2 separate regions of the Homo sapiens genome follow, and region 1 is linked to region 2. A link is a contact called in ENCODE Hi-C data. All regions are on one chromosome and are shown on one strand. The core of a region is the stretch at or near the end of the contact, and the rest is flanking DNA. Distances in the headings are between cores, read along the strand shown. Region 1 holds the start of TMEM209 (transmembrane protein 209). Region 2 holds the start of SND1-DT (SND1 divergent transcript).

Region 1 (4,201 bases), core at 540-3,039, 2.6 Mb before region 2:
CTAATACATAATGCTGTCATTTGGTCAGTGGTGTTCTTTTTTAAGCCTTGAATAAATGCACAACAGCTTATAGATTAAGAGGGAAAAACACAGATGTGCCCGTTATGAACTACTATGAACTACATCAAATGCATACAATTTCTTCTTAGGAAAGAGTCACATATGGAGGGGGTGGGAAACCGGTATTCTAATTTTTTTTTTTTTTTTTTTTAGCAGGGTCTCACTCTGTCGCCCAGACTGGAATGCAGTGGCACCATCTTGGCTCACCGCAACCTCGGCTTCCCAGGCTCAAGTGATTCTCCTGCCTCAGCCTCCAGAGTAATTGGGATTACAGGCGCATGCCACCACGCCCTACTAATTTTTTGTCTTTTTAGTAGAGACAGGGTTTCAGCGTCTTGGCCAGGCTGGTCTCCATCTCCTGACCTCGTGATCCGCCCGCCTCGGCCTCCCAAAGTGTTGGGATTACAGGCGTGAGCCACCGCGCCCGGCCGGTATTCTAATTTTGATTGCACCTTGAGCCCTTTCACTTTGAACAATTTTCCAGTTAGTTCATCTCTAAATCTAAAACTAGAGCAAAACAACATTGCTGCTAAAGCAATCTAAAAATGATAAAACTTAACAGCTCTTCAAGAGCACAGCATACCTGCCGATTTTCATTAATATACAATACCACGTGGTATTAATCTTAGGATCATTTTAGGAAAAACTTTGGCCATTGGACATACATGATGTAATCCACTAGCTTACTGTGGCATGGCTTAATGTTTTTATTAGGAGGCACACTTCAGAACAAGTCCCCAGGCCCTGGGTTTCTGGCTGTGGACTCTAACGCGTCATCTCCTCCAGGAAGCTCGCGAGAGCTGGGGCTGGGCTGGATGCGCCTCCTTGGGGAGCACTGCATCCACCTCACCTGCCACCGAAATGCATCTGTGGGCCTCCGCTGGGGTTGAGCTCCTCTGGGTAATAACCAGGAAGGTCTTATTTTCTATATCCGTGCGCCTGGCTCAGCGGCACACTTGTAGGTATTTGTGCTAAATAAAACAAAGCTCAACCTTTTCCTCAGGATGAGCAGCTCTTCCAAAAAATACATACGAAAATGTGTTATTATTTTTAACCTCAAAACCACTAGCAACTTCAATAAAACAAATTTTGGGTGTGCTTGTTATTGCTGCACCCTATTAAACAGATTAAGAATTTAGGCCGGGCGCGGTGGGCCACGCCTGTAATCCCAAAAGGCGGTGGGAGGCCAGCAGGCGTTTGGGAGGCTGAGGCGGGCGGATCCCTTGAGGTTAGGAAATCGAGACCAGACTGGCCAACATGGCGAAACCCTGTCTCTACCAAAAAAAAAATTACATGGGGTCAGGACTCTTGACATAGATACTTTAACACAGGGGAAAGAAATGCTTTGTCACTGATGGTGTCTGGCCACTTTATCACGCCACTCTATCCTACGGTGAGCCGCCCTACTTAATCAGTTTACACATGTGAGTCCATAAATGCCCTAGGGAAGCTAAAATTATATTAATAGATACAAAATTCAGCTTGTTACAATTATTACTTTTTACTGCGGGTTCAGAGCCTGGTCTGAATTTTGCTGCTTAGCTTTCTCCCGCAGCTGAGTGGGAGCCGCAAAACCGAGACCTGTTTCCCTGGTAACGCTCCGAGCGCCTGGGCCTGCGACCCCTCCCTTTCTCGCGAGAAGAGACTACCTAGTTCTTCCGGTAACTTTAGAGCCGCTTGCCGGTGGCCTCCCGCTTGAGCTTGGCTTTGCGCATGCCCAGAGAGAGTGGCGCGAGCCTGCGTTTTCCGGCCAGAGGACATGGTGCGTTTTCGGGGTCGTGTTTGTGCTTCCTGTCTTGGAATCTACGCGGGTTGTGGGAGTTCCGCGCCTGCTGATCTGTCCTGGGTTCAGCCAAGGGGGATGTGGCTAGGCGTTCCGCCTCTCTAGGGGAAGGGAAGAAAGAAGCAATAGGGTTGCTGAAGTTCGTGCCCAGGAGCCGGGGAGGGAAGCTCTGGACTGGGAAATTGGGACGCGGGGGCTGAGTGGCGCGAAAGCTATTGCTCTGTCCTCTGTGGGATACGACTGCTTGTCGCTGGAACAAGTTTTGCACGGTCTGTAAGAGTTGAGCCTAGCTGAAGAAAGGAGGAATTATAAATCCCAAATGTGGACCAAAACAATGCACGTTTTCCCCTCTCTCCCTCTTACTCCGCTCACCACCCCATCATAAGTACGTGCCCTTCTAAAACTTGGATCCTTGTCCTTTATCCACACACAAAAGGGAGAGCCCTGGAGTACAGCTGTCCAAGTGCAGAGTTGTTGAGATAGTAATGGCGTCTGCATGAGGATGTACAACAGTCTTTATGACTTACAGCAGATATGGAATATAGTCTCCCAAAACTTGACATTTTGAGTTTCTGAAGTTAGCCTTTTGCCTAGTCCGTGTAACATACCCCAAAGACAAAATACAAAGTATTTCTAGACATAACCCTTAAATTACAAAATAAGACATTTTTATGTATTGGAAGTATTAAATTGTTCTTAAATAACCAGCCACGGCTGGGCGCGGTGGCTCACGCCTGTAATCCCAACACTTTGGGAGGCCGAGGCGGGTGGATCACAAGGTCAGGAGTTCGAGACCAGCCTGGCCAAAATGTTGAAATCCCGTCTCTACTAAAAATACAAAAATCAGTCGGACGCGGTGGCGGGCGTCTGTAATCCCAGCTACTCGGGAGTCTGAGGCAGGAGAATCGCTTGAACCCGGGAGGCGGAGGTTGCAGTGAGTCGAGATCGCGCCACTGCATTCTAGCCTGGGAGACAGCAAGACTCCGTCTCAAAACAAATAAATAGATAAATAACCAGCCACTTCTCTGTTGATTACACTGTGATGCCAATTAAGTTACATATAATTTTGGGTTCCCTTTTCATATACTGATATTAAAATGGAAGAAGTTTTGATAAAACATTTTAAAGATGAGAGAAGGTATATGCGGTTTCAGTTACCTTTATAAGGGATGCAAAATTTGGTTTTTAAATGGAGCAATAGTTTCTTCTGGTTAATTCCTGTGCTTTTTGTTTTTTCATAGATGCAGGGGGAGGCACACCCTAGTGCTTCCCTTATTGACAGAACCATCAAGATGAGAAAAGAAACAGAGGCTAGGAAAGTGGTCTTAGCCTGGGGACTCCTAAATGTATCTATGGCTGGAATGATATATACTGAAATGTAAGTGAATCAGTCCAAAAAAAGTGAAACTTTAAGAAGCCAGTGGCTGGTTCCACAGGTTTTTGTGTTTGTTTTTGATTTTTGGTGTTTTTAGGTTCACTGGAAAGCCTTTCTAATTTTTTTTCAGGACTGGAAAATTGATTAGTTCATACTACAATGTGACATACTGGCCCCTCTGGTATATTGGTAAGTAAGTAATTTTCACTGTAACTTACATTTACCAATAAAAAACTGCCTTCAGGTTTAATTCAGCTTAGTATACATTTCCTTATTCAACAAGTATTTGACTGCCTGCTGGGTTGTAAAAACTGGGAATACAGCAGAAAGGGAGCAAGGTAAATCCCTGCTATTATGAAAGGAACATTCTGTTAGACAATCAGATTAATAACACTTCAGGTAATTATGAGTTCTGTGAAGAAAAATAAGTTTAGAGGTTAGTGAGATTTGTTTTTATTACTCTCCTGAAATGCGCTTTCTGTGTCTCTACCTTTTTACTTTTCAAGACCAGCCCAGATTTCTGCTCCATTGATGCCTTCCTCAGTTTTCACATTCTTTCCTCTCTTCTTGTCTGCTCTTCCATAGTCATTGGGTATAAAGAGTCTTTATGGATGTTAAAGTAAATTTCATAGTCTATACACATTAAAGTCTTTCACAGGGAGATAGTGTGCCAAGTTGGGAGAGCAAGGGATTTGCAATCAGCAGACCTCAGTTAGAATCATGGCTTCACTAACTAACTCTCTACTCTTGTAAGAGTCACTTGGCTTCTGAATAATGTTGGTTTATATTTAAAATGAAGGTGAAAATATTTATTGTACAGGGTTGCTAGGATTAGTGCTATTTTGAAACTCACTAGTAAATTACCTACACATAATTTTTTTTTTTTTTGAGAAGGAGTCTCACTCTGTCACCCAGGCTGGAGTACAGTGGCACAATCTCAGCTCACTGCAACCTCCACCTCCCAGGTTCAAGCAATTCTCCTG
Region 2 (4,032 bases), core at 708-3,207:
ATCTTGGCTGGTGGCAGACTATTACCTTAAGAAATGAGCACATGGGAATTGGGCGAGGGGATCTTAAAATCAGCTTTACACACACATAAGCTGCAGAACATTTTAATCTTGTGAAAGATAACAGGGTAATAAAATAGAATTTTTTTTAAACTGGGTCTTGCTATGTTGCCCAGGCTGATCTCCAACTCCTGGCCTCAAGCAATCCTCCCACCTCGGCCTCCTAAGTGCTGGGATTACCACCATGAGCCACCGCACCAGGCCTAAAATAGAATTTTTCAAAACTTTCTACAACAGCAAAACTTGTGGAGCCTTGGGAGAAAGTATCACAAAAGATATTTGCTGTTGCAGATACAAATGTCAGAACTGCAGTATGAAACGACATCTAGAAGTTTACAGTCATCATAAACCAGAAAATTGGTAAAACCAAGAAATGTCAGGTTCCAAGATTTGGAAGGGTTTTGGGGAGGACAACTGGGGGCAAGTGATAAACTGAATTTATATTATCAAATTATCATGGAGCTAGGAGTAAATTGTAAAAATAAACTTTGCAGGTTCAAATTCAAAATTGAAGAATTTTCAAAAAGTTGAGGGTATATAAAATCAGGCAGAATCTATAGTGCTATGAGCACTAGACCAGGAATCCGAACACTTGGGCTCTTGCTATGGCTCCAACCCAAACCACCATGTGACCTTAAGCAAGTCACTTGCCTTCTTCAAGCCTATCTCCTTATCTTTAAGGGACGGGAGAACAATGATGATTACTAAGATTCTTGCCGGCCTAACCTTTTAGAAGTCAAAAGTACACAAAGATCAGGAGCTTTCAGGTCGACACAAGAGGTGGAGGGAAAGAGAGGAAAAGAGGGCCACAGAGTGAGAAAACTTGGGAGTCAAGTAACAGCGTTTGTGGGAACAGAAAAGTTTCATGATGGCCAAGTACTAGTAGAGAAGAGCCGATGTCAGGATCTCGAAAAACTACTAACTACTCAGCATATGTCAAAATGAACAGAAAGACGGGGGATGGGAGGACAGATATCAACGAATTGTCTCTGTTAATCAATCAGTAATCGATCTGTCCTGGTAAACAGACAGGAGATCCGAATGCCGCAACCTCGGAAATCACTGTGACCCCTGATGTCAAGGTGTCCGGGAGGCAAGGAACAAGGGGACTCCGTGTCTGCTTCCGTCTAGTGAGAGGATTCGGAGAATCGACGAAAAGTGAGGAAGGGGGCAGAGGAAAGGGGATCTGGGACATGGAGCAGGCTGGCGGAAGGTGGAGTCAATGCCTGACTCCCGCCCGAAGGCAGGCAGAGGGGTCGGTGTCCGGGGCCCGTTCTCACCATCTTGATGATGCCCCGCTGCACGGTGGGGACCGCGGGTCCCCCGGAGGAGCCGCCGCTCTGCGCGGAGGACGCCATGTGTGGAGATGCAAAGGCAACGAGTGGAGCGGCTGGCCGGACTGGAGGTGTCAATGTGGGTGTCGGTGTTGGTGAAAGGGAGTCGAGGCGAGGGGCAGGCTGGCTACCAGCTGCGGACGGTGGACGGGACGGACTCGCCGGGCGCTCACAGGAGCAGCAGCGGGACACGGAGCGAAAGAGACGCGATCTCCGCCGCCGCCACACGTTCTACTCGCCGCGCAAGCGTGCCAGAGCGCCACCGCCCTCCGCCCAATTAGCGCCCAGAGCCCGCCGGCCCTCAGGCCAATAGGCACCCTGCTCGCGGAGCCCCGCCTCTTGGTCCCCAAAACGGTGGTGAGTTCCAGGAAGCGCTGAAAGAGTTGATTTGCAAGGATGGGCTAAATATGGGGCGGGACTTCCGGGGCAGCCGGAGTAGGTAATGTCGGGAGGTGTAGTGGGAAGGAAAGGACACGTCAGCATCTGGCCGCGGGGCGCGGGGGGCCATGGGAGCCCCAGGGGCGGAGCCAGCCGCGCCCTCCCGCCTGACCTCGCCCATGACGTCCTTCCCCGCTGGCCTCAGGGGCGCACACTTGTATACCCACCTAGGTGGGCGCCGCTGTACCCGGGAATGCGGCCTGGGAGGGTGGAGCCACGCAGGCAGAGTCCTGGAGGAATCTCCGTACCCGCTCCACTCGACTTCCGACATTTTACCTTGGCTAAAAGTATGGAGAGAACTTGGAAAATCAGAGCTTTGTGGAACCTCCTACCGATGTGGGCTTTGACCTGCCACGCGGCCGCGCGCCCTTTTTGTAGTCAGAGAGTGTGCCTCGCCCTTGTTTGTGTCGCTGGGGTCTAGCACTTGTGAGGCGTTCCATTAATGTTTGTTGGTGGGAGGAATAAATGTCTCAGAGGAAGGACATGCCACGTATACAGGGGAGAGTGACCCTCGTTCTTCGGTCTCTTCCCAGCTGCTCCCGTGACGTTAGGGAAAAGGCTCGCTTCACGCTCTCACCCGACCCAGTGTGAAGCGCCTCCAGCCACCGGATACCTTCCCTAGCCCCAGTAAAAAGGTCGGGGAAGGAACGGGAAAGCCAAGGCCTACAAATATTTAAGTGACTGTTTAGCGAGAACTAATATTCGTTGAGTGCCCACTATGTGGAACCAAGGACCTTGCATGTGTTATGTCATTTAATCGTAAAACTTGGCTCTACACTGAAGACAGTACTTCCCTTGCAGTTCTTTTTGTTTCTTTGGTTTTGTGGCTTTTTTGAGACAAAGTCTCGCTCTGTCGCTCAGGCTGGAGTGCGGGGGCACGATCACGGCTCACTGCAGCCTTGACACTCCCAGGCTCAAGCGATCCTCCTGCCTCAGTCTCCGGTGTAGCTGGAGCTGGTACCACGGGTCCGCGCTACCACGCCCAGCTAATTTTTTTTTTGTAGAGCTGAGATTTCACTATGTTGCCCAGGCTGGTCTCCTGGGCTCAAGCTATACTCCTACCTCGGCCTCCTAAAGTGCTGGTATTACATGCATTAACCACAGTGCATGGCCCCTTGCTCTCTTAAAAGATTGTAAGTTTATTCTCCCACACTAAACATATCCCAGGGTTAAGTTTTGAGGTCACCTTCTTAGATCCCTAATTTGCCACCCTTTTCCAAAAAAAAAAAAAAAAAAAAAAAAAACCTCTGTGGAAGTTGGTTCCATCAGATTATACCCCTCTCTATCTCGTGGCTTTTTATCTACCGTACCCCTATTTCTACCGTGTCATTCATTGAAATTGTTAACACTTGGTGCACGGTCTTCAGCCAATAATCCTGAAATACTTCAATATCTACGAGCATGACTTATCCCATACCCTGACCTCTTTGCTCCTTGATCTCATCTTCAGTAAACTTGACCTCTGCACCAATTTAGGACGTTCTCCAGACAGATAAAACACCATAACTTCATAGGTACGATTGTAAACTCAAACACTTTGTCTTTGATCATAACTGCTGTCCTCTCTCCCTTCTCATTCAGTTAATTATCTTATATCTTGTATTAGTTACATAACAATTTGCCCCAAAACTTAAATACTAAAGAAAACAATAAGCATTTATCTCACAGTTTTTGTGGGTAAGGAATCTGGGGTGGGTGCCTGCCTTTTCCTCCAGGTCTTCTCTTATAAAGCTGCAGTCAAGGTGTCAAGGGGAGTTGGGAAGGGGACTGTGGTCTCATCTGAAGGTCCTCCTCTGACTGAAGGTAGATTGCTTCCCAAGCTCACTCATAGTTGCTGACAGAATTCAGTTCCTCAAGATGTTGGACTAAGAGCCTCAGTTTTTCAGTGGTTCAGTTTCCTTCTACATGGGTCTCTCCATAGGGCAACTCACAACATAACAGCTGGTTTCCATCAGAGCAAGTGAGAGACAACAGAGGACAAGCGTTAACTAGAATTTAAAGTCCCTGAACTCACTACCCTTGCTTTACCAGCTCCCCTCTGCCTTCTCCTGGATCCTTGGCTAGACTCCATGCACTGTCCATCATTTTAGCCCCTTTCCTACCAATATCTTCATCTGTAATTCCCATTGTCTTTCACTGGGCCCACCTGTCAAAACCTCAACTCTAGGCCCTCTATAGCTCTCTACTTTCTTCAAACCTACCA

What was found. Hi-C counts contacts between places; a loop is a spot of excess contacts on that map. Pooled maps may share reads with other maps.
Region 1: a loop to region 2 is called in a map of naive thymus-derived CD4-positive, alpha-beta T cell, with 8 times the contacts of the local background. The contact joins the promoter of TMEM209 here to the promoter of SND1-DT in region 2. A Hi-C loop is called at or near these places in 1 of 168 maps with a recorded cell type or tissue (naive thymus-derived CD4-positive, alpha-beta T cell), 1 of 37 single-sample maps with no recorded cell type and 6 of 50 pooled maps.

Annotation. Positions count from the first base shown.
Region 1 is chr7:130,202,994-130,207,194 of GRCh38, reverse strand. It overlaps TMEM209 (transmembrane protein 209), which reads left to right and starts at 1,789. Exons shown (of 15, transcript NM_032842.4): 1 at 1,789-1,822; 2 at 3,085-3,221; 3 at 3,349-3,407. The coding sequence starts at 1,820. It also overlaps a transcript of SSMEM1 not described here. RefSeq lists enhancers at 1,525-1,634, 1,695-1,874, 1,551-2,350 and a silencer at 3,012-3,306.
Region 2 is chr7:127,649,757-127,653,788 of GRCh38, reverse strand. SND1-DT (SND1 divergent transcript) reads left to right here and starts at 1,957. Exons shown (of 2, transcript NR_186577.1): 1 at 1,957-2,116. It overlaps SND1 (staphylococcal nuclease and tudor domain containing 1), which reads right to left and starts at 1,595. Exons shown (of 24, transcript NM_014390.4): 1 at 1,338-1,595. The coding sequence starts at 1,415. RefSeq lists enhancers at 1,377-1,556, 1,381-1,999 and a silencer at 1,797-2,046.